2 separate regions of the Homo sapiens genome follow, and region 1 is linked to region 2. The links are chromatin loops, found by intact Hi-C in ENCODE. Cell type or tissue: HepG2. All regions are shown on one strand. Links, peaks and the distances in the headings refer to the core of each region. The heading gives the core; the rest is flanking DNA. Region 1 overlaps IGF2BP3 (insulin like growth factor 2 mRNA binding protein 3). Region 2 overlaps GPNMB (glycoprotein nmb).

Evidence for each region. Peaks named below come from ENCODE experiments on the same cell type or tissue, not always from the same donor. Only the 100,000 strongest peaks of a DNase experiment are listed, where the experiment ranks them.
Region 1: it touches region 2 in a loop (8-fold over the local background); 6 of 110 quality-filtered maps call a loop at or near these places.

The regions. Positions count from the first base shown.
Region 1 is chr7:23,328,421-23,340,381 of GRCh38, reverse strand. All of the region lies in intron 10 of IGF2BP3 (insulin like growth factor 2 mRNA binding protein 3), which reads left to right. Among named protein-coding and RNA genes, the nearest start is that of MALSU1, 35 kb to the right of the region's middle. RefSeq lists a silencer at 4,418-4,712. In HepG2, for the core only: no CTCF peak of the experiment used is centred there; DNase peaks (open chromatin) are centred at 3,351 and 5,571.
Region 2 is chr7:23,261,625-23,272,863 of GRCh38, reverse strand. GPNMB (glycoprotein nmb) reads right to left here. Exons shown (of 11, transcript NM_002510.3): 7 at 6,249-6,347; 8 at 4,876-4,978; 9 at 2,689-2,897. Among named protein-coding and RNA genes, the nearest start is that of GPNMB, 20 kb to the right of the region's middle. RefSeq lists a silencer at 992-1,196. In HepG2, for the core only: no CTCF peak of the experiment used is centred there; a DNase peak (open chromatin) is centred at 3,893; H3K27me3 peaks cover 735 bases.

The DNA of each region.
Region 1 (11,961 bases), core at 2,263-10,262, 65 kb before region 2:
TGGGGTTCTAAGCAGTTGCCCTCCTGCCGTGTGTGTTTCTGCCTTTACTGTCAGCAGCATCTTGTCTCCCCTGCAATTCACCTGCCGTTTCTAGTATGTTTTGGCCTGGAAATCATGTAACAGAATGATAGCCATCAAAATTTCAGCTACAAGTGAAGTGTGCATAGATTCATTACGTGCCCCCTGAAGTGGCTGGCATGTTTTTACTTTGATGCTAAAGGGGACTGGTAGAAAGAACCCTGGAGTCAGAGCCCAGGTCTGGCCCACTGCCTCTGACACAATTTTGTGTCACTGAAGGTCAGACTCCTTGGCTCTGGATTTGTTTTCTCACCTGTATAATAAAAAAAACCTGAACTATAAGAATTGTGTCTAAAGCCTTTAAGGTCACACATTTCTAGTTTCTACAGAATTAAATAATATGAAAGGTTTAAGGAGGAATAGGGGAGAATGAGCCTAAAATAGGAATCTGAGAGTACATCTAGGGACTTAACTTTGAACATGTCCACTAGTTTATGTGTGTGTCATAGGATTGGTTTAGGGCAGGTGTGTCCCCAACACTTCTGTATAAAATGACACTTACTAAAAGGTACAATGAGCTGATCATGTGACGTAACTCTGTGCTAGGAAAGCTCGCATCTAACCCACATTTCTGCTGGTTCCCCTAAATTAGCTTTCTCTCTGGGTGGGTTGCTTAACCTCTCTGTTTCATTCCCAGTTTGTAAACTGAGGTGTCCCTTTAACTCTTTTTTTCTCTCTATACTGGTGACATGTTCCAATCAACAAAGCTTTTCACATTACAAGTGATCACAGAATAGAACATTCTTGGACATCAGTCTTTTACACTTACATGGATGCTTCAGTAGCCAAAATTCCTAGAGTGAACTTGTAGGTAACTATTTTTAAAATATGTAGATAAGACTGCATATTCTCTGGATTTAGTCATTTTTCTGACTTATGGTATAGTTCTGTGTATCAGGTTCCTATGTTAGAAAAATTAAGAATGCTTTGAGAGAAGTGAGATCATATTAAGAACTTATATTTCTCCAGCACTTCTACAGTCTTAAATGTCTGAATGACTTAAATCAGTGGCAGTTTTGTTTTAAGAATGGGAGGAGGAGGTCGGTGATGTTTACTTAAATAAAAGTTGAGCCAAGAGTAAATGTAAGGAAGATGTCACTGGAATAGGTCATCTTGCTTCTCCTGTCATTTAAGCTAAATCAAATAGGTGCAATTAGAAGGAGCAAATGAGAACAGAAGTTGCAGAAGCTGCCAACAGTAAAAACACTGCCACAGGGCAAGAGCTGCAAAGATGTAACAGTCTGGTGGTTTCAAGGACAGGCAAAGGAAATTCGCATTCTTAAAGGAATACAACAACATGGACAGTCTTAACAATCTGTGTTCTTTGCAGAATTCCAGTGGATATTTTATTCTACATGTGTTCCAGGCAGTGATACAATGGAGTTCTCAACTTTATAACTGAATATTTTCCTAAATCATTTATCCAAATCATATATTTCCCTAAATCATATATTACTGTTTTTATTTCTTATTTTACATTGATTGACAATCTGTAAAGTTCAGCATTAATTATTCCCTGCCTTAAGGGGAAAAAAATGTTTTTCCCATACTTAAATTATAATTATCCCAGACAATTTGAATGAAAATCCCTGGGGGTAGGGGTGAGGCAAAGGTATCAATTTTGAAAGCTCCCGAGATGACTCCAATGTGTAGCCAAGGCTAACAACAACTGTTTGATTAGTTAAGAACTTGTGTCCCACTTAAATAAATAAAAATCTCAGTGGGAGCAGGTGGAAGCTCAAAAATGTGTAGTTTCATAAAGGTCATCAGGAGTTTTATGCTACCCGTTTATTGTCAGGAACTGTTCTTTTCAAGAGATGGGGACTCACTATGTTGCCCAGGCTGGAATTGAACTCCTGGGTGCAAGTGATCCTCCCACCTCTGACTCCCAAGTAGCTGGGACTACAGGCACACACCATCACGCCCAGCTAAGAACTTCTGTTCTACAAAGAATGTTTACTAGTCTTTGGAGGGGCGCTTCAATGTTGAAAAGAACAGTTTCTATCAGTACCAATTGCAAGGGAGAAAAAGTTCAGGATAAGCACAAATACATACTAGTTGTGTATATCCCTTTTTCTACCTTGTTCTATGCTTTGAAGAGTGAAAAAAAACTCACCTCTTTCTCTCTGGACCACCTGCCATCCCAACTCGTAGGAAATATCATGCCAAAAACCTCTGTGGGATGTTGCCGTTATGTCTGTTTTTACCCTTCTAACTCTATTTTGGCATACTACATGTATCAGGATTAGGTTTGGGTATGTATTGTTACTAGAAAAAAAAATGGCTTAAATTCGTTTTCCTTTTTCATGAGAAGAGTTCAAGGGTAGACAATCCAAGGCTGGAAGTGGTTCCACCATATCCTTCAGGACTGGTGCTTCTATCTGCCTTGTGTGCCATTCCCTGGCCCAGGATAACTGCTCAAGCTCCAACTATTGGGTCTGTTTCCAGCCAACAAGAAGGATAAAGGATTGCTGGATGTGGTGACAGACACCTGTAGTCCCAGCTACTGGGGAGGCGGAGGTGGGAGGATTGCTTGAGCCCAGGAATTTCAGTCCAGCCTGGGCAATGTGGTGAGACCTCATTTCAAACTGAAAAAAGGATAAAGGATCAAAATTGGCAGCATCCTTATTTAAGGACACTGCCTGAGGATAGCTTTTCATACTTCTGTTTGCCTCATGTTGGCCAGAACATACCACTGGCTGTGTCTAGCTGCAAGAGAAGCTGGGAGACAATCCCTGTGTGAGGGCAGCAATGTGCCCATTAAACACAGGATCTGTTACTAAAGGAAAATACATGTTGGGGACAGCTATTTGTCTGCTTCACTGGATTTGGCACTATTGCCTGTTAAAGGAGCCTCCCAGAGCCTGGAAGAGAGGAAGCAAGCTTTTAAGTTCTCTCAAAAAGCAGAATCTAAATTCTGGAGGAGAAAATTCCATATTCCAGATTCCCATTCCTGTGGTTATTTTCATCTAAATAAAGAGAAAACACCATTATTCAGAAAATCATATTGTCCCTGGATACAATTAGAGTAAATTCTACTTTCAAACAGCTGCTAGGCAATTTTCTGGCTTAATGTTCAGGGGAACAATTCTTTAACAAGTGTTGTTTGAGTATATAACTTCAAGTTGCAGGGGGTGGGGGGTGGTTGCAAGTACTCAGTTGGAATAGCTTTGCCTTCACTATTTTTAGACTTTGTTCTTTTTCTAAACCGAAATCACTAATACTTAACTATTTTGTGTACCTAGTGGTCACCACTTTTTGAAATACAAATAAACTATTGTTTTTAAAGGCAGTAAATTTCCCAAAGCTTTACCAGTTTCTTTGCTTATCATTGCTTCTTTTTTTTTTTTCTTTTGGAGACAGAGTCTTGCCCTGTCACCCAGGGTGGAGTGTGGTGGCGCAATCTCGGTTCACTGCAAACTCCGCATCCTGGGTTCAAGTGATTCTCATACCTCAGCCTCCCGAGTAGCTGGGATTACAAGTGCGCAGCACCATGCCTGGTTAATTTTTGTATTTTTATTAGAGACAGGGTTTTACCATGTTTGCCAGGCTGGTCTCGAATTCCTGACCTCAAGTGATCCACCCATCTCGGCCTCCCAAAGTGCTGGGATTACAGACGTGAGCCACTGCAGCCGGCCTATTCTTTAGCAAGAAAAATGAAGCCAAAAAGAAGCAATGATAACAACCAGGCGTTGCGATGAGCCGAGGAGGTGGAGGTTGCAATGAGCCGAGATCGTGCCACTGCACTCCCGCCTGGGTGACTAAGCAAGACTCTGTCTCAAAAAAAAAGAAGAGAAAAAAAGAACATACTGTTTTATGTTTGTGAGGGTCTATGATGTTATTTAAAAAAAAAAAAAAATGGTTTAGAAAGTTAAAGATGGACGGGCATTTTGCTCTCAGCACTTTTAAACTGTTCCTGAACTGCATTCTGGTATCTATACTTGCTGATGAGAAGCTTGCTGTTCCTTTGAAGCTATCACAGATTACGTACTAAGATCGTGTTTATCCTTGATGTCTTGTAGGTTAACAGTGAACTTCTGCTTTTATTTTAAATGTATATTGCCTGTCAAGAAGTAGGTTTTGATGGCTAAATGTTTCAAATAATTTTTTTTTTTTAATATATACTACTTCCTTTTTCTTTTAGAATTGTTGCATTTCTCTACTCATGTTTTCTCATTCCTGCTTTGTAGCATGAAAGTAGAAATGATGCATCTCTTCTTTGGATAAATCCCTTGCCTCTATTCCATTCTAGAACTTTGCCTACTAGTTCCCCCACAATATTCTCTTCTTCCCAGAACTTGCCAGGTTGAGTCTCCCCAGAGCCAAAGAGTTGGTTCTTCCAACAGACAAAAAGTCTCTAGTTCCTGCCTAGCAGCTGGCTCGTACAGTACTTAACTGGCAAACTTCGAGTTTATAAATGACAGGAAACGCGCCTTTCAGAAATGCTCAAACAGTAGGGAAGAAGGAATTGGCAGCTAGTGAAGCAGAGCAAGAGCTGGAATTGGCATAGTGCGTGTCGCCTTAGCTGGATGGTCTTGGCAGCATACAGTTGGATTGGCAGAAGTAATCCCAAGGGCTGCTGGCTTCAGTTTTGATAGCCTCTTTGGAGTCTTCTCAGAAGTCTCCAAAATGATAGTGTAATCTTAAAATGGCTAGCTTTCTGCTTATGAAAGAGGCAAGAGAGATTAGCACTTTTTTAGGCTTAAGGTACTCTTTAAGAAACAAAGGGCCAGGCGCGGTGGTTTATGCCTGTAATCCCAGCACTTTGGGAGGCCAAGGTAAGAGGATTGCTTGAGATCAGGCTGGGCAACATAGGGAGAACTCTGTCTCTACAAAAAAAAAAAAACTTTTTTAGATTAGCCGGGGGTGGTGGCCTTTGCCTATCCCAGCTACTTGGAAGGCTAAAGTAGGAAGATCACCTGAGCCCAGGGAGGTCAAGGCTGCAGTGATCCGTGATTGAGCCACTGCACTCCAGCCTGGGTGACAGAGTGAGACCTTGTCCAAAAAAAAAAAAATTATGAGTTGGAAGGAATTTTTTAAATCAGATGAGTGTTTCAGGGAGTCTCTTAGTCTTCCTCCTTAAGATTTCTCACAGTGGGTGCAACTCTTTTGTTGGTAAACAATTTCTAAGTAAGTAACTCACTGTGCACATTTATTATCTCTGAGAAGCCTTGGTTATCTAGTTATGGTGAAAAACTTTCTTTGCCTTTTTTTTTTTTTTTTTTTTTTTAATGTTAAAGACTTCAATATTTTGTTCAGGTCATGGAGTTGAGTAAACTTAGTTTCAGTTCCAGACCAAAATCCATTTAAAAACAACAACAAAAAAACCCAGGAGTATCTATTTTACAAGCCAAAGGGAAACCGTGGCATCCTTCCAGGTACCTGGAGGCTGATCATGTTGGCTGACATGCATGTCTCCATGCCTTTGTGATGTCTTAGATTTTGTCCCCCACAAAGTAAATACACTTAACCTTACTGTTTGCTCATACTTGTATGTCTTCACGATAGATGATTAGGAATTACTCATTGGCAGACTTCACCAGTTATGCAAACTTTCAGTTGAGCAGCTTTGTTCTTCTGTTATTTCAAGCCGTAGTTGAGAGTCTGCCAAGAAGTCCAAAGGAAGTTTTGCCGATAGGCATCTGGCACAAATCCATTGGGAAGCAGCTTATGTCCTGTGAACATCCTTCAGTCCCAAAGAATGTATCCAAGAAAAGGTTCAGACAATGCAACTAGACCTTAACTTAAATGGAAGGAATGTGTAACAAGACTGGGTAACGCTAATGGGCCTTTTCCAACCTAGGTCTCATAGACTTAAATTCAGGTGAAAAAGGCTTATAACTTTTGCTCTGCCTGCTGAGTTTTGCAAGTAAAAATTTAAATTATCTGCCTATTTGGGGTGTCCAAATCCTGACACAGGCTTGTTCTAGCATAGGCTTATTTTAGTCTCGATTTCTTTTCTTTTTTATTTTTTGAGACAGAGTCTCGCTCTGTTGCCCAGGCTCTGGAGTGCAGTGTCATGATCTTGGCTCACTGTAACCTCCACCTCCCAGATTCGAGCGATTCTCCTGCCTCAGCCTCCTGAGTAGCTGGAATTACAGTCACGTGCCCAGCTAATTTTTGTACTTTTAGTAGAGATGGGGTTTCATCATATCAGCCCAGCTGGTCTCGAACTCCTGACCTCAAGGGATCCGCCCGCCTCAGCCTTCCAAAGTGCTGGGAGTACAGGCGTGAACCACAGCACCCGGCTCATGGCTTATTCTGAATCCCATATAAGAATGAAGTGTACCAGAGAGCCAATTTAATGATTGGCAAAAGTTGACAGCATATTTATGTGAGCTGCCTTACATTCCCAGAGGAAAATTTTCTTGAAAAGTAATCTTTGGTTAAGAAGATGCTTCATGGATAGGAAATTGGAGCAAAGGGAATTGGACGACGTTCAGAAATGTCTTCACCAAGCCTCAGACATCTGATGAGTCAACTTTTCTTCAAGACATGATTGCCAACAGCACACATCATTGTCTGTCATTCTAGGGCAGCATCTCCTGGTGTGGAAAAACACTTAGTTTGCTTCTAACTCTGCTGCTTCTATTTGACAAGTTCTGTTGCTTCTGTTTTCATTCCAGGATAGGACATTTTAAAGTCTACACATTGATTCTTCATGTATGTGCCCTTTTTTTCTGTTACATTTTGGTCCTTTTGACCCTTATCTACTGGCCACTATTCCTTTTCCAAAGCTTCACACAACATTTCTCTTAAGTTTATGCTTAAGCTTCATTTTGGGTTTGTTATTTCTCATCAGCAAAACAAGAACATGGACAGCCCTTCATCACTATGTCAGAAAGATAACTTTGTTTTTGTTTCTCACAACAGCAGCCTTGGACGTGTTCCAGGCTAAGACACATGCATGTTCGGGCCAGGCTTTCACTCTGAGGAGGATGCTGCTACATTAGTGTTCTCTGGGGATATTTAGGAATTGCTCTCTGAAACCAGTACCAGGAATAGTCATTTTTTAATAAGTAAATGAATAGTTTTTCTCTCATAGTCATGGGAAATCATGCAACTAACTTTTTAAAAAATTAGCTGCGAGGAAGCTTAAAGCCAGATTTGTATAACAGCATTTTTGGCTTCATCTTATCTTGAGTGTTCAGTTCCCTATGCTCTTATTTCTTCACCTCCTTTGTTTTATCTTTACAGATTATGTGTATTTTATAAGCAGCATAAAATTCTTTTTGGAACAAAGCCCAGGAAACAAATAATTACACAGTCATGACAAAATACTGTGGGGTAAATCTGGGAAAGTTACACATTAGGTTTAGTTTGACCATTGAAAAGGTCTTTATCACCACCAGCTTCCCCCAAGTATATTGTTCAGAAGAACATAATACGGACATTCTTAGTGAGATAAAATATTTAGATCCCACCCTTAATTTTTTTTAAAATGGTCAAGATTAACTTAATGGTCTTGATACAAGGACCAGAATGATGAAGTAATGCTAACATTGAGCACAGTTGATAGTCAGTGTTGGCATTAATTCACTTGGTCTATCCAGTTATAAAATAAAAAAGGCCATAAAGGGATAAATGACACATGGTAATTGTGTGACACACTGGGGGCTGTGAGTTATATAGTATCTTCCAAAGAGAGATGCTGTTCTTCTGACTTAAATAGTGAAGAATGAAATAATTTTATTTTGTGTTCTTTGTTGGTGAAGAGAAACAGAAGTGATCTGGCCAAGCTGTGCAGGACAGGCCCCTAACACAAATCTCCACATAATAGTTTAGTAGGAAGGCAAGTCTTCTTCTGATGTATGTGTTCTAAAAATGCTGAATAGCCAGAAGGGAGATTTCATTTAGCTAACAGCTATATTAATACTTGCAGTGTGTTACATTATCCTAGAAAACATGGAGTATGCCAGAGAACTTTGCCAAGTTGTAAACAATATGGTACAAATTTAGTACATCTGTTTATACAGGTGCTGAAGAAACAAATGATTAGAGATGGGTGGGTGATTAGAGATGATGAATTGAATTTTGGGTTAACTCTTACATAAATAAGAGGTACATGATGGGGATTGAAGATATAAAGGAAGAGACAATAGAGTTTAAGTGATTTTCATTTGTAGGAAACTAGTTGATATGGTTTGGCTGTGTCCCCACCCAAATCTCATCTTGAATTGTAATTCCCACTTGTCAGTGGGAGGTGATTGGATCATGGGGGCGGATTTCCCCCTTGCTGTTCTTGTGATAGTGAGTTCTCATGAAATCTAAGGGTTTAAAGGTGTGACACTTGCCCCATCCCTTACTCTCTCTCTCTCCCTCCTGCCGCCAAGTAAGACGTACCTTGTTACCCATTTGTCTTCCGCCACGATTGTAAGTTTTTTGAGGCCTGCCCAGCCAACTGAGTCAATTAAACTCCTTTTTTTTTTCTTTTTTTTTTTTTTCTGAGACAGTTTCGCTCTGTCACCCAGGCTGGAGTGCAGTGGCACAATCTCAGCTCACTGCAACCTCTGCCTCCCAGGTTCAAGCAGTTCTCCTGCCTCAGCCTCCCGAGTAGCTGGGACTACAGGCACACGCCACCACGCCCAGCTAATTTTTGTATTTTCAGTAGAGACGGGGTTTCACCATGTTGCCCAGGTTGGTCTCGAACTCCTGACCTCAGGTGATCCACCCACCTTGGCCTTCCAAAGTGTTAGGATTACAGGGGTGAGTCTAAACTCCTTTTCTTTATAAATTACCCATTCTTGGGTAGTTCTTTTTTTGTTTGTTTTTTGTTTTTGTTTTTGAGACAGAGTCTCACTCTGTCTCATCTGTACACACCCATCTTATGCACGTTTAAGATACTTTGCAACTTAAAAGTTTCAATTCCTTTATCTTCACCTGACAGTTATTTAGCTATATCTGAAGGTGCTTTATAAAGATTTTCAGAAAGTTCAGTTTTCCATTTTTCACTAATTCATGTAATGATGCAATCAAATTTTTAAACATAAACTTCTGTGCCTTGGTACAAATACTTCTAAGAATTTATGTAATAGAACTTCTAAGTCAAAGAGCACAAACTTTTAAAATTGACAGACAGTTCCAAATCATCATGGTCCCAAATCATCATGGTAGTACATGTATTTTATGGTCAATAAATTTATTAAAGAAAGGAAGAAATCATCTTAGTATAAATCATGCCTTTCACTTTTATGAAAAATAAAGCAGCCGGGCGCAGTGGCTCATGCCTGTAATCCCAACACTTTGGGAGGCTGAGGTGGGCGGATCACTTGAGGTCAGGCATTTGAGACCAGCCTGGCCAACATGGTAAAACCCCATCTCTACTAAAAAATACAAAAATTAGCCGGGCATGGTGGTGTGCACCTGTAATTCCAGCTATTCGGGAGGCTGAGGCAGGAGAATAGCTTGAACTTGGAAGGCGGAGGTTGCAGTTGCAGTGAGCCGAGATTGTGCCACTGCACTCCAGCCTGGGCAAAAGAGCAAGACTCCGTCTCAGAAAAAACAAGAAAAAGCAATGTATGATTCTAGACCGTATGTCTAGTATATATTAGTCTGTTTTCACACCGCTATAAAGAACTACCTGAGTAATTCCAGCACTCTGGGAGGCCAAGGCGGGCGGATCACCTGAGGTCAGGAGTTCAAGACCAGCCCGGCCAACATTGCTTGCTTTCAGTTGTTGCTTTCAGTTCTTAATCTTCAGTCCACCCCTATTTTTCAAAATAAAAATAACTGACTGTCTCTGGATGCCCTTTTTAGCATTTTGATGATCATAGGTTTAAGCTTTTGCCAACTACGCAAAAGAAATTTCTTTTGACTCACAGGAAGTCATACCAAGGCCAATCAAGGGACTTGTGAGAGGAGAGGGGAAGGCAGCCCCTCGAGTGACAGTTCTAGTGGGCACTTTTCTTTAAAGCTTTCATGTATATTTTTGACAGCTCTAGAGAAATATATATATAATATAAATATTATATAAATATATATTGTATAAATATTATACATTATTTTATTTTATTTTTTTGAGACAGAGTCTTGTACTGTCACCCGGGCTGGAGTGCAATGGTGTGATCTCTGCTCACTGTAGCCTCCGCCTCCCAGGTTCAAGCCATTCTCCTGCCTCAGCCTCTCGAGTAGCTGGGATTACAGGTGCCTGCCACCATGCCTGGCTTATTTTTTGTATTTTCAGTGGAGATGGGGTTTTACTATGTTGGCCAGGCTGGTGTCGAACTCCTGACCTTGTGATCTGCCCACCTCGGCCTTCCCAAAGTGCTGGGATTACAGGCGTGAGCCACCGTGCCTGGCAGCTCTGGCTGTATTTTAAAGCATATCTATACCCATTGAGAGCTTCATACTGGTTTATGAATCTGGCTTAGGAGATAGAGAAACCCAGGTTTGAATCGTGGCTCCACCAGGTGGTGTGTGACTTCAGGCAAATAACTTAACCTCTCTGGCTCAGTTTTTTCAATTCTAAAATGAGAATGTTGTTAGTTTCTAGAAATTGGATCTGTTGTGGGGTACAAATGAGGTCATGCACAGCACCTCACACAGAGGAGACCCAAACTGATCTTGCCACATGGCTGCTGCATACACTCACCCTTGTCAAAGTTATTTTTGCCTCAACCTGAATTTTTATCTCAGCATGCTTTTTACCCATCTCCACTACTCTTATGTGAAAACAAAGGCAGTATTCAAAGGTATCATAAATGTATTAACTGGAGTCCTACTGGAATGGAATAACTAGAATTCCATAGACTGAGCAGGGGCCTTTTTGTATGGGAATTTAATATTTACCAATTTTAAATGTTCAGGCCCTTTTGACTCAGCAGTTCTACTTCTAAGAACGTGTTGCAGTAGAGGTATTCAAACAGGGCACAAATTTTATGTACAAAGATTTTATTGAAACATTGAAGTTGGAAACTATGCACACACACTGTAGGTGAGGTAAATCAACTGTGGTATATCTATTTGAGGGAATACTCTTGTCAAAATGCAGTAGGGACGTTTGAGTGAAAAAAGATATCCAAGTTAAGGTAAAAAAGCAAATTAGGATGTTATTTATTGTATCCATTCCTTGTTTTAATTTTTTTTTTTTTTGAGACGGAGTCTTGCTCTGTCGCCCAGGCTGGAGTGCAATGGCGTGATCTCTGCTCACTGCAAGCTCCACCTTCCGGGTTCATGCCATTCTCCTGCCTCAGCCTCCCGAGTAGCTGGGACTACAGGTGCCCGCCACCACACCCAGCTAATTTTTGTATTTCTTTTTTAGCAGAGACGGGGTTTCACGGTGTTAGCCAGGATGGTCTCGATCTCCGGACCTCGTGATCCTCCTGCCTCAGCCTGCCAAAGTGCTGGGATTACAGGCATGAGCCACCGCGCCCGGCTCTTGTTTTAAATTTTTACTACATTTTTTTTACTCATAGAATATGTCTGCCTGACCTTTCTGGTTTTCCATGTCTGTCTTTTCACTGGGCTTCTGTCATTCTTCTTGAGCATTTGGCTTGAAAGAACGAAGTACTGAAGCTGTTTGGGTATAGCACTTACTTTAGGTTAGGTAGGTAGTTGATTGTAGAGGTCTAAATTACTTGGTCATGTATAAGTTTTTGTGATTAACCTTGGTAATTCCTAGACAAATTCTTGCTATTTTCAGATTTGTTAGCACATTGTTGTACTTTAATTTTTCTCTTGTCCAGTTATCCTTTCCCATTTCAATTTTATTGGAAAATAGGCAAAAGTTATTCCTTATATTCAAAGAACCAGCCCTTTTGTTATTTCTGGAGTGTTTTTGTTAAAAATATTTTCTTCAGAGGAAACCAAAGGCTTAAAGTTGTTTAAAAAAAGTAGTTAAGGGCCAGGCGCAGTGGATCACCTGAGGTCAGGAGTTGGAGACCA
Region 2 (11,239 bases), core at 74-8,073:
TCAAAAAAAAAAAAAAAGATCACCACCTTTAAAGTTTTCCATGTAACATCTGTCACTGCTCACAGAAGCAGGGACTTCTTTGTCTTGGTTTCTACTCGATCTAGAACTGTATCTTCTGCCTAGAACTGTGCTGAGCATGGAGTAGATGCTCAGGGATATTTGTTGAAAGAATTGCAGGTGCTTCATGAATATCCATTGAATCGATACATAAAAGTCACTTCAACTAAAGTCTATAGGTTTGCTTTGAAGAATGATCTATTTCTGAAATTCTGCCTTTGAAACCCAAGCTATTAAGCTGCAATCCCCACTGAATTAAAACCTTTCCTTCTGAGCATTCATTTTCTCTTTCTCACTCTCTCTCTCTTTCTCTCTCTCTTTTTCTCTCTCTTTCTCTCTCTCTCTCTTTCAGACAGGGTTTTGCTGTGCTGCCCAGGCTGGACTTCTGGGCTCAAGGGATCCTCCCGCCCCAGCCTCCTGAGTAGCTGGGACTACAGGTATGTTCCACTGTGCCTGGCATTCTGAGCTTTCTTTATTTGGCTTTTGAAAATGACTCAGGTCCCACCTAAAGTTATCACTCACTACAAGAAGAATTAAAGGAAAGCAAATGTCTAAAACATCTAATTCACATAAGAGATCAGTGGTTTGCCAGTGCAGAGGAAGCTTAATAGAATGAATTAAGACTCTAAAGGTAATTCTAAACAAACTTTGAGCTGTGGCAGCACTGAAGGAATAACATTAGCAGCTTCTGATGGTGACTGCATCCGAGTCCATGGCCACTTGGATGCAGAGGTTTTGGCTCCCTTCTCCAGTTCCCACCCTCCCCGGCTCTCCACCCAGGCCCTGATCCACCTTCCTGGGCAGGAAGCAGGGCACCCTTGCATCGTTGGTTTTGCTTTTAAATCTGCACCTTGGATATCACCAACAATAAGCCCTCACGCAAATAATTAGATGTATGATTATTTTCTTTTAATGGGATTAAATCTCTTCTTTTAATGGGATTAAAACTGCCATTTATATTATTAATGAGAAAATTTTTTTTTTAGTTTTTTTTGTTGTGTTTGTTTGTTTGAGATGGAGTCTCACTCTGTTGGCCAGGCTGGAGTGCAGTGTCTTCATCTCAGCTCACTGCAACCTCTGCCTCCAGGGTTCAAATTATTCTCCTACCTCAGCCTCCCGAGTAGCTGGGACTACAGGCGCCCACCACCATGCCTGGCTAATTTTTGTATTTTTAGTAGAGATGGGGTTTCACTATGTTGGCCAGGCTGGCCTGGAACTCCTGATCTCAAGTGATCTGCCCACCTTGGCCTCCCAAAGTGCTGGGATTACAGGCGTGAGCCACCGCGCCCAGCTGGAAATATGTGTTTTTGTTTGTTTGTTTGTTTGTTTTTGTAGCTGGAAATACATGTTTAAGAACATATTACCTTATGAGATAGGCTTCAAGTTCAAAGGAGTTATAAGTGAATGAGCTATTAGATTGTACCTGACAATACTCCAATTAAGGAGTGAAGTAAGTGCTTTAACGCAGGGGTCCCCCACCCCCAGACCGATGGCCAGTACTGGTACGGGTCCTCAGTCTGTTAGGAACTGGGCCACACAGCAGGAGGTGAGCAGCAAACGACTGAGCATTATCGCCCAAGCTCTGCCTCCTGTCATCTCAGTGGCAACATTACATTCTCATAGGAGTGCAAACCTTATTGTGAACTGCACATGCGAGAGAGCTAGGTTGCATGCTCCTTATGAGACTCTAACTAATGCCTGATGATCTGAGGTAGAACAGTTTCATCCCGAAACCATCCCCCACCATCCCCGTTACACGGAAAAACTGTCTTCCACAAAACAGGTCCCTGATGTCAGAAAGGTTGGGGACTGCTGCTGTAATATGTACACAACTTAGTCTTTCCCTTTCATCCTACCACGTAGCACTTCTTCTAAGCCACAAGTAATATCTTACAACAAAGTTGATTATCAGTGACAGTCAGCTAGGGCCATTAGGGTAGAGCCCTAATTTGGAGGTTGGGGGAAGTTGGATGCTACCAGTAAATGCAAATTTCTAAATGAAATTCCTTTGTCTTCTTTGTTAACATTGTACCTTTCCAAGCATTCAGAGGGAAGAGAGTAGTTTTTCTGGTGAACATGTGAGGAATAATAAGTTGGTTTCTTACTGTGTTCTGTAATGCTCGGTAGAGTTTGGGAAGGGAAAGAGAGGATGCATGGTAAGTTAGAAGGGACCAAGGAGAACAGCTTGTGTCTCATTTCTCTTCCAGGCTTCATATCTTTGCTCAGGTGGATTTTCATGAAAATGTGATATCAGCCTCTCCTTTGTTGTTGTTTCATTGGAGAACACTGCTATTTTTTGATATTGGCCTTTAAACTTTCTCCTTGAAATACAAATCTATTCAAGCGTGCAGTGATCATATCCCATTGTTACTGGTCCATGATCACAGCTGATTTTTTTTCATCAAAAGGCTTTTCTTTGGCCACTATTTCACCAGATGTCTCATCACTTCCCTAAGTAGATTTGCTGTTGGATTGTAATGCCAGTCCTCAGATCCTTATTAATAAGAGTTCAATGAATTTTGTACTGAAATAGAATTAAACATTGAAAACAAAGGCCTAAATAGCTTTAGTATGGGATACACACTTTACTTGCAGTATGAAATGCTCATATGGCCATAAAACAAAACTCACCTCTGTCAGGAACAGAAATCAGGGTGCTCGTGAGAGCCAGGCTTGTGTCATCCCCCAGGGTGAGGTTCACACAGTACGTCCCAGACCCATTGAAGGTTCGTCTCACAGTCAGCAGACACATCTCATCCACATCCACAGGGCTGCAGACTGTGTTCTGGGTGATCTCGCAGGTGGGGTCAGAAATGATGGTACAGACCTCCGTGGGAATGCTGCGACAGGGGAGGTGGGCGAGGGCGCACAGGGCACAGAGAAGGGGAGAGAGGAAGGTCAGATCCATTTTACAAAGGGAAAGTCATTACATTTCTATGAAATTGAATTCCACCTCATTGTTACTCAAACTATAAGATGCTGAATTGTTAGTCTTATAATCTGCTCTTAAGCAAGCCTGTGCGCTGAGCTATGCCTTTCTCTGCATCCTCAGGAAAGTGAGGCCCTGGGGTGGAGGAGAAAAAAAAGATCTCCCCCAGGGGAAGGGGCTGATGGAAACCACGTGAAGCCCAGCTCACTCCCTCTATATTCCTTCTACATCCCTAGAATGTTCGAAGATGCAGATAGCTTGGGTGTTAGGCAGACATATTATTAGATGCCATAGTTGGCCCTGCCTAGGTTCCTGTAGAAGTGTAACAGCAACAGCAGCAGCTGTTTTTGCAGGACTTATTATGTGCCGGGCACTGAATTTTATTTATTTATTTATCTTTCCTCAGAGACCTTTGTTCTGAGTGAGTTTTAGATATATGACATGATCTTGCTTATTCCTCTCAATAGTTTTTTTGTTTGTTTGTTTGTTTTGAGACAGAGTTTTGCTCTTGTTGCCCAGGCTGGAGTGCAATGGCATGATCTTGGCTCACTGCAACCTCTGCCTCCTAGGTTCAAGAGATTCTCCTGCTTCAGCCTCCCGAGTAGCTGGGATTACAGGCACCTGCCACCACTCCTGGCTAATTTTTGTATTTTTAGTAGAGATGGGGTTTCACCATGTTGGCCAGGCTGGTCTCAAACTCCTGACTTCAGGTGATCAACCGCCTCAGCCTCCCAAAGTGCTGAAATTACAGGTATGAGCCACAGCACCCAGCCTCTCTCAATAGCTTTTTGAAGAAAGTAACATTACCCCAGTTTAACAGATGACAAATCAGGGAGAGAGATTAACGAGTCCAGGTCATACAAGCAGCCAGGGGTGGAGCTGGGACTTGAACAGAAGAGGTTTGACTCATCTGTCCTTGATGCTGGGCTACCTGCCATTGCTGTCCTGACCGCTATCTCATGGCAGCCTTCTTAGATGGAGAGACCAGGCTCTGATGCTGGACTCATGGGGCGGGGCCTGGGATGGGGACAGTCCCCCTTCTCACCAGCCAGGCCTCTCGCAGCAGCTTCACTCCCTGGGTCAGCTTTCACTGTTTTCTGCCACCCTCACCCTCATTCTGGTCCTCTCCCCAAGGTGGAGAGCTTCTTAGCTCTTCTCTTCTACCAAATAAGGCCACATCTTCATACCACTTCATTCTCCTGATTAATTTATGTATCTACACACACATATATTTTAATCAGGTAATTTATATATTATATGCAAATGATTTGCTAATGTATATTTAGTTAATCGATATAGTATTTATATATTCATTCATTTATATTTAGTTTATTACATATGGTCATGACCAAATCATAGGAAACCAAATTATATAATGCATTGGAAAGAGCTTTGTAAATTCTAAAGAGAGAGGATTATCAGGCGTTGCTATTAATGTTAGCATAGACAACTACCTGGGAGCTTAAGAGCACTCCTGTGAGCTGCTCTCTCCTGGCCACCAGCATTCCATTGGTAGGCAAGTTTTGTGATCACTGGTGGCCTCAGTTGCCTCATCTGCAAAATGGGGAGGCTCATACGATTGTTGTGAGGATTCAATATGAGAACAGGTATAAGGTGTTAAAAAATTCAGTTAAGTGTTCAAACAGTTATCATAATTATTATTCAACTTAATTGTTAAAGCTTTCTCAATTGCTCAACTGTAGCAAAACATGTGTGTGCTTGATAGCACCTCCTAGGGACCTTCCTGTCTAGGGTTACCAGTAAATAGGAATTCAAATCAATAGGAATTCAAATCAACTTAAAAGGGGTAACTGGTGGTCAATGCCTTTGTTCAGACTTGAGGTCCTCAGTTGACCCACCCATGCCTCTGTCGGAGATAATATACTCACCTCCCTTGGCAGGTCACGACAAAGTCTATTAGGGAGCTTTCAGGCCATGGCACCGGCATCAGGACGTCTGTCATCTGGATGATGTTAACCTCTAAGATTCCCTCTAACAAAATAACCCCCAGAGAAAAACACATCAAAATACAACAGAAATCAAACAAAGCCAAACAATCACTCTGGTATAGATTGAATGTTTGTGTCCCTCCGAAATTCATATGTTGAAACCCCCAAGGTGATAGCATTAGGAGGGGGGTCTTTGGGAGGTAGTTAGGTCATGAGGGTGAAGCCTTCATGTGTGAGATTAATGCCCTTATGAAAGTGACCCCAGAGAGCCCTTTTGCCTCTTCCACCACATGAGGACACAGCAAGAAGACTGCTATCTGCCATCTATGAACCAGGAAGTGAGTCCTCACCAGCCACCGAATGTGCTGGTACCTTGAACTTGGACTTCCCAGCCTTTAGAACTACGAGAAATAAATTCCTGCTGTTGGTTTATAAGCCACCCAGTCTATGGAATTCTGTTATAGAAGCCTGAATGGACTAAGGTACAGCTCTTAAGACATCAGAAAGTGAAAAAAATTAAAAAAGGAAGACAGCCCTCTTGCCATACAGAAACACATCAGATCTGGCAATCTACCCCCATAGCTTAGGATACATATCCATGCAGCATTTCCAAAGTCAAACTGAACTGTTTTTCAGTCCAGCCTAGATTTTTGTTCCTAGAGCCTTTGTGTGCATCAGAAAGTAGCACTCCATCTTGGAAAGTGTTTCAGGAAAAGGTAATCCTGGGTAGACGCAGCCCCAGGCTCAGGCCTTGGCCAGCTTCTCAAGTGGCTTGGACTCAGGGGACACTGCTTGGGCTTCCACCTCCATCCTCACTCCCAGAACTGGTGAGCACAGGTTGGGCTTCAGTTCCCCTCTGTCTTCTCTGTTGTATGCCTTAGGGCTGTGCCCAAATGCACAGCCATGTGTGGTGGCCTGCTCTTTCCCCTTTTCACATACAAGTCTGACTTTGTGAAAATTAACTAGGGGAAGACAGTGGAAGTTGTAGGAACTCGATGCTAGCCTTCCTTTACCCTACATACCCCATTCAGATGGCTGGGCTGCAGAGGCGGGATACAGGCCCAGGGCAGGCTCATTAGCATGCGGCCTTCACAGAAGGCTTGTTTCCACCAGGATGTGGAAGGAAGGCCGGGGAGGCAGGTGGGAATCTAGAAATGAATGGGGTCTTTGCTCTTGCATGTGTGGTGTCATCTTAGACAAGCAGAGGGGTGCCCTTACCACCTACCTCTACCCCTTCAGAGTTAGCAGAGAGAGTGGGTGACCCTAGGTGGAGTCTAGCATCCTTCCTCACTGGTCATCATCTTCAGCCTTACCTACAATTGTGATGGTGGCTTGAAAGTGGCCATATCTGTTAATCTGGCAGTTTTCATCAGGAATCCTACTCAGCTCCAGGGGGTTGTCACCAGCAGGTCCTGGGGTGTTTGAATCATAAGATTTTAGAGTAGTTGCTACGAACATAAAAGATACATGTGATATAATAAAAAATCTAAACATTTGCCATTTGCTTTTTAGAAAAATATCAGGAACACTATACTATGAAATTGCTATAGAAATTTGAACTAAATGTGTCATAATTTACACAGATGTGAGAGCTATAAGGTATTATAATTGCTAAATTATGTAAGGAAGCATAATCCCACATTTTGTGTGAACACAAGAAGCAAATAAGACGTTGAAACTGGCCGGGTGCAGTGGCTCATGCCTGTAATCCCAGCACTTTGGGAGGCCGAGGGGGGCAGATCATGAGGTCAGGAGATCGAGCCCATCCTGACTAACATGGTGAAACCCCGCCTCTACTAAAAAATACAAAAAATTAGCCAGGTGTGGTGGTGGGCGCCTGTAGTCCCAGCTACTCAGGAGGCTGAGGCAGGAGAATGGCGTGAAACTGGGAGGCGGAGCTTGCAGTGAGCCGAGATGGCGCCACTGTACTCCAGCCTGGGTGACAGAGCGAGACTCCGTCTCAAAAAAAGGTTGAAACTGTATTAAAATGTGTGATACAATGGTCATGAAGAAATAAACCTGGCCATACTAGATGCAGTTATATTTTAATTTTGGAAGCAGGTATTCTGGGCTCAAATTCCAGCTTCCCTTGTTTTTAGCTGTTTGAGACCACAGGCACATCATTTAATCTGTTTTTGCCTCTATTTGCTCATCTGTAAAATAAGAACAATACCTGCTGTCCTCTGGGGGCTGAACTATGAAACTTAAATGAGATAAAGTATATAAAACCTGCTGCTCATCACTGCTGCAGAGGGAGTACTTAATAAATCACAGTTTCTTTCTTTCAGTAATATGGGAAAAGATCATTCTTTCCCTGTTTGGATGTCTCACAGCTCCAAAGCTTAAATTCTAAAAGTCTTACTGTGATGAGCAGAGATGTGAGGAAGGAAAGGAGGGAATACAAGACATTTTTGAAAAATAAGCCTTGAATATAATTAGAGCAAAGAATCTAATGCCCTATTAGTTACAATTTAACAGGCTCTAATTAAGACATCGCTGCTCCTTTAGCAAGATAAAAAATCTAGAAAGAAAATAACGATACTGAAAATACAATCTTCTTTTTAATTTCAAAAGACATGTGAAGTAGACTCAGTCTTGGGGAAGGACATCAAAGCCTCATAAGAGCTGCATCTCTAACTTAGTGACATGTGAGTGAAGCAGGCTGGGAGATTTCCCCAGGGCTTCTCAGAATCGTCAGCGGGTGAACATCCCTGTGATTTTCCTGTGCCCAAAGCAGATTTCTCAGAGCAGTTCTCAGAACAGGTCTAGAAATGACTGCTCCATGGCACACACTTTGGGAAATGCTGCTCAGGTAAAGGCCAGAAAGGCCCAGACACTGTGTTAGATCGAATGCAGTGGTTTACCAGCAGGAAGAACTGTGGCAGCCTCTTGGGAATGTCCCTTGAGTTTCATATTAGTCCTCTGGAAATGACAAGACAGTCGTTCTGTCTGTCCTGAGATTCAGATGATCTACTCTACAGCAATAGGATTGTTTGTGCAGGCCATTCGAGTTCAGTAGCTCTTCTCCAGAAAACCATAAAATTTCTTCTTTTGAAAGTTCTTGACAGGCAGAATTTAGTTGTCAAGTTAGAGCATGGAATCACGACCCTGCATATTTTAAAATAAAACTTCTCTTGTTCTGCATATACTTTAGTGCTAAAAATGAAATAAAGCTTATTTTCTTAAAAAATGACCAAATAATAAAAGTCAGTGATTCTACCTTAGATAGAATGCTTTTAAAATGCATATGGAGGCCAGGCATGGTGGCTCACACCTGTAATCCCAGCACTTTGGGAGGCTGAGGTAGGTGGATCACTTGAGGTCAGGAGTTCGAGACCAACCTGGGCAACATGGTGGAACCTAGTCTCCATTAAAAATAAAGAAAAATTATCTGGGCATGGTGGTTCACATGCCTGTAGTGCTGGCTACTAGGGAGGCCGAAGCAGGAGAATTACTTGAACCCAGAAGGCAGAGGTTGCAGTGAGCTGAGATTGCACTACTGCACTCCAGCCTGGGCAACAGAGCAAGACTCTATCTCAAAAAAAAAATAAAAATAAAAATAAAAAAGCATATGGAGCTTCGCAAACATTGTGTCTATAAAGTCAAGGTATGATTCAAGGGCTAATGGAGAGAAACGCACACCTTAAAAGACAGATGAGAAAGAAGGTCAACTTCATCCTTAATTTGGTATTTATGTCCCTGTTGCCCAGAGAACGGTGTGAGAGCTCTTGATTCTCTGGGAAAGTTCTCTATGATATGATGTTATTTTATATATAGAGAGAGTATTACAGTAATTAGCATCAGTCTTACAAAAGGTTTTTTTTTTTTTTTTCAGATTTGTTCACAAGTCTGAAAAACAAATAATAGCACTGTTAGCTAAGTGAAGAGAATTCCGTGACTTAAAAATAGCACACATGCATCTGCCCTCAGATTTAAACACATCTACCTGGGTCACCTCTTCAACTGGCTTCTGCCTCACTCCTGCATTTGCATTTGATTTCTATTTTCGGCTGTGCATTATTAAGAAGCCACTTACCAAAGCAGAGAGAACATATTTTTTGGCCAAACAATAATATAATACTTGGTCATCCAAGCCCTTTAATATGGCCTGTACAGCTGGAAATGCTCCCTAGAAGAGACCCCTTTTAGAAACGTCCCTCCTCGCTCTCCCTAAGAGAGATGCTGGTTTAAGGCATTTTGGGGTTGATTATGATTGATCTAACACCTTTAGATAAAGCCAGGCAGCTTTCCTTCGCAATAAAACTTAACTAACTTGTAGGGGTTGCTAGTTTATATCTTTTTTTTTTTTTTTTTTTGAGACAGAGTTTCTCTCTTGTCGCCCAGGCTGGAGTGCAATGGCGCGATCTCGGCTCACTGCAACCTCCACCTCCCAGGTTCAAGCGATTCTTCTGCCTCAGCCTCCCAAGTAGCTGGGATTACAGACACTCTCCACCACACCCGGCTAATTTTTATATTTTCGGTAGAGACGGGGTTTCACCATGTTGACCAGGCTGGTCTCGAACTCCTGACCTCAGGTGATCCACCTGCCTCGGCCTCCCAAAGTGCTGGGATTACAGATGTGAGCCACCATGCCTGGCCCACTAGTTTATATCTTATGGTGTCACCTAGGGAGAAATTACAACAGAAATTTTAAATAGCTTTTCATTGGCTTCAAATATATTTTTAAAACATGCTATGATATAAATAGTTTATAAGAAAAACAAGCTAGTTTAATAAAAATGCAATTCAAAGTAGACTAACATTAAACAACCTAACATTAAGTCTTTTACCATTCTGGAACTTAAATATTAAAAGCATCTGTAATTTATTTTGAATTTTATACCTGGTCCTCTTATTTGTAAAGAAGATCATTAATAGTTGTAGATAAAAAAAATTGCTTCTCCTAAAGGATTACTAGAATGAAGCTGTATATTTAAAGTTGTTCAATACAGTTATAATTGTAGTTGGAATTAGGATTAATCTAATCATCCATCAATAAGAGAATGGTGGGCCGGGCACAGTGCCTCACGCTTATAATCCCAGCACTTTGGAAGGCTGGGGTGGGTAGATCACCTGTGCTCAAGAGTTGGAGACCAGCCTGGGCAACACGGCGAAACCCCATCTCTACTAAAAAATAAAAAAATTAGCTGGGTGTGGTTGTGTATGCCTGTAGCCACAGCCACTTGGGAGGCTGAGGCAGAAGGATCACTTGAGTCCAGGAGGTGGAGGTTGCAGTGAGCCAAGATTGTGCCACTGCACTCCAGCCTGGGTGTTAGAGCAAGACGCTGTCTCAAAAAAAAAAAAAAAAAAAAAAAAAAAAGAGAATGGTGAAATAAATGACAGTACATACATTCTATGAAACACTATGCAGCCACTGGATAAAGTGAGATAGACTTATATGTATTAACAGTGGAAAGATGTCTATAATGTTTGTTAAATTAGAAAAAGAGCAAATTGTAAAACAATATGAATAGCCCTCTTGTGTAAATGAACCCATTTACACAACCAAAACAAACCTTATGTGTATATATAGTATATGTTTATAAATGCATAGAAAAATATCTGGAAAGAAATCCTCCCAATTATTAACAGGGTTTAACTCTTGGGAGGAGAGTACGAGTGGGGACTTTTGCTTTTTACTCTAGACATCTACATTGTTTTAATTTTTACTAAGGAACATGCATAAACTTTGTAATTTAAAACATTTTTGAGATAATCGAAATCAGTGATAACTTGTGTTGTCTTGACTTAGATATGCTTGATTTAACAAGCTCTCATTTTATTACTAACATCTTATTGTAAAACTTTATAATTTATAACAAACAGGATTTTGTAAAAACAAGAAGCCCCAGACGTCATGATGGACCGTCGTGGGCTTGGTCCCTGGCGCCCTCTTGTGACCAGTGAGAGGATGTCAGCCTATTGCTATCCCCAGGATCCTGGGGTGCTGAGTGCAACTGGCCCAGTGGGAAAAGGGTGGTGATGGCATGGGGTAGCGTGGGGAATCAGATGGAAGCCAGTGCTACCCAAAGTGGACTCTTAAGGACTTCTTGAATGTCCCCAGACTATTAATATAGGGTGGTATTGAATTAATCATGCCTTAAATGCAGCACAGTTTTATTTTTATTTATTTTTCTCTTTTTTTTAAATTTTACTTTAAGTTCTAGGGTACATGTGCACAAAGTGCAGGTTTGTTACATATGTATACATGTGCCATGTTGGTGTGCTGCACCCATTAACTCGTCATTTACAATAGGTATTTCTGTTAATGCCATCCCGCCTCCCTACCCCTACCCCCCGACAG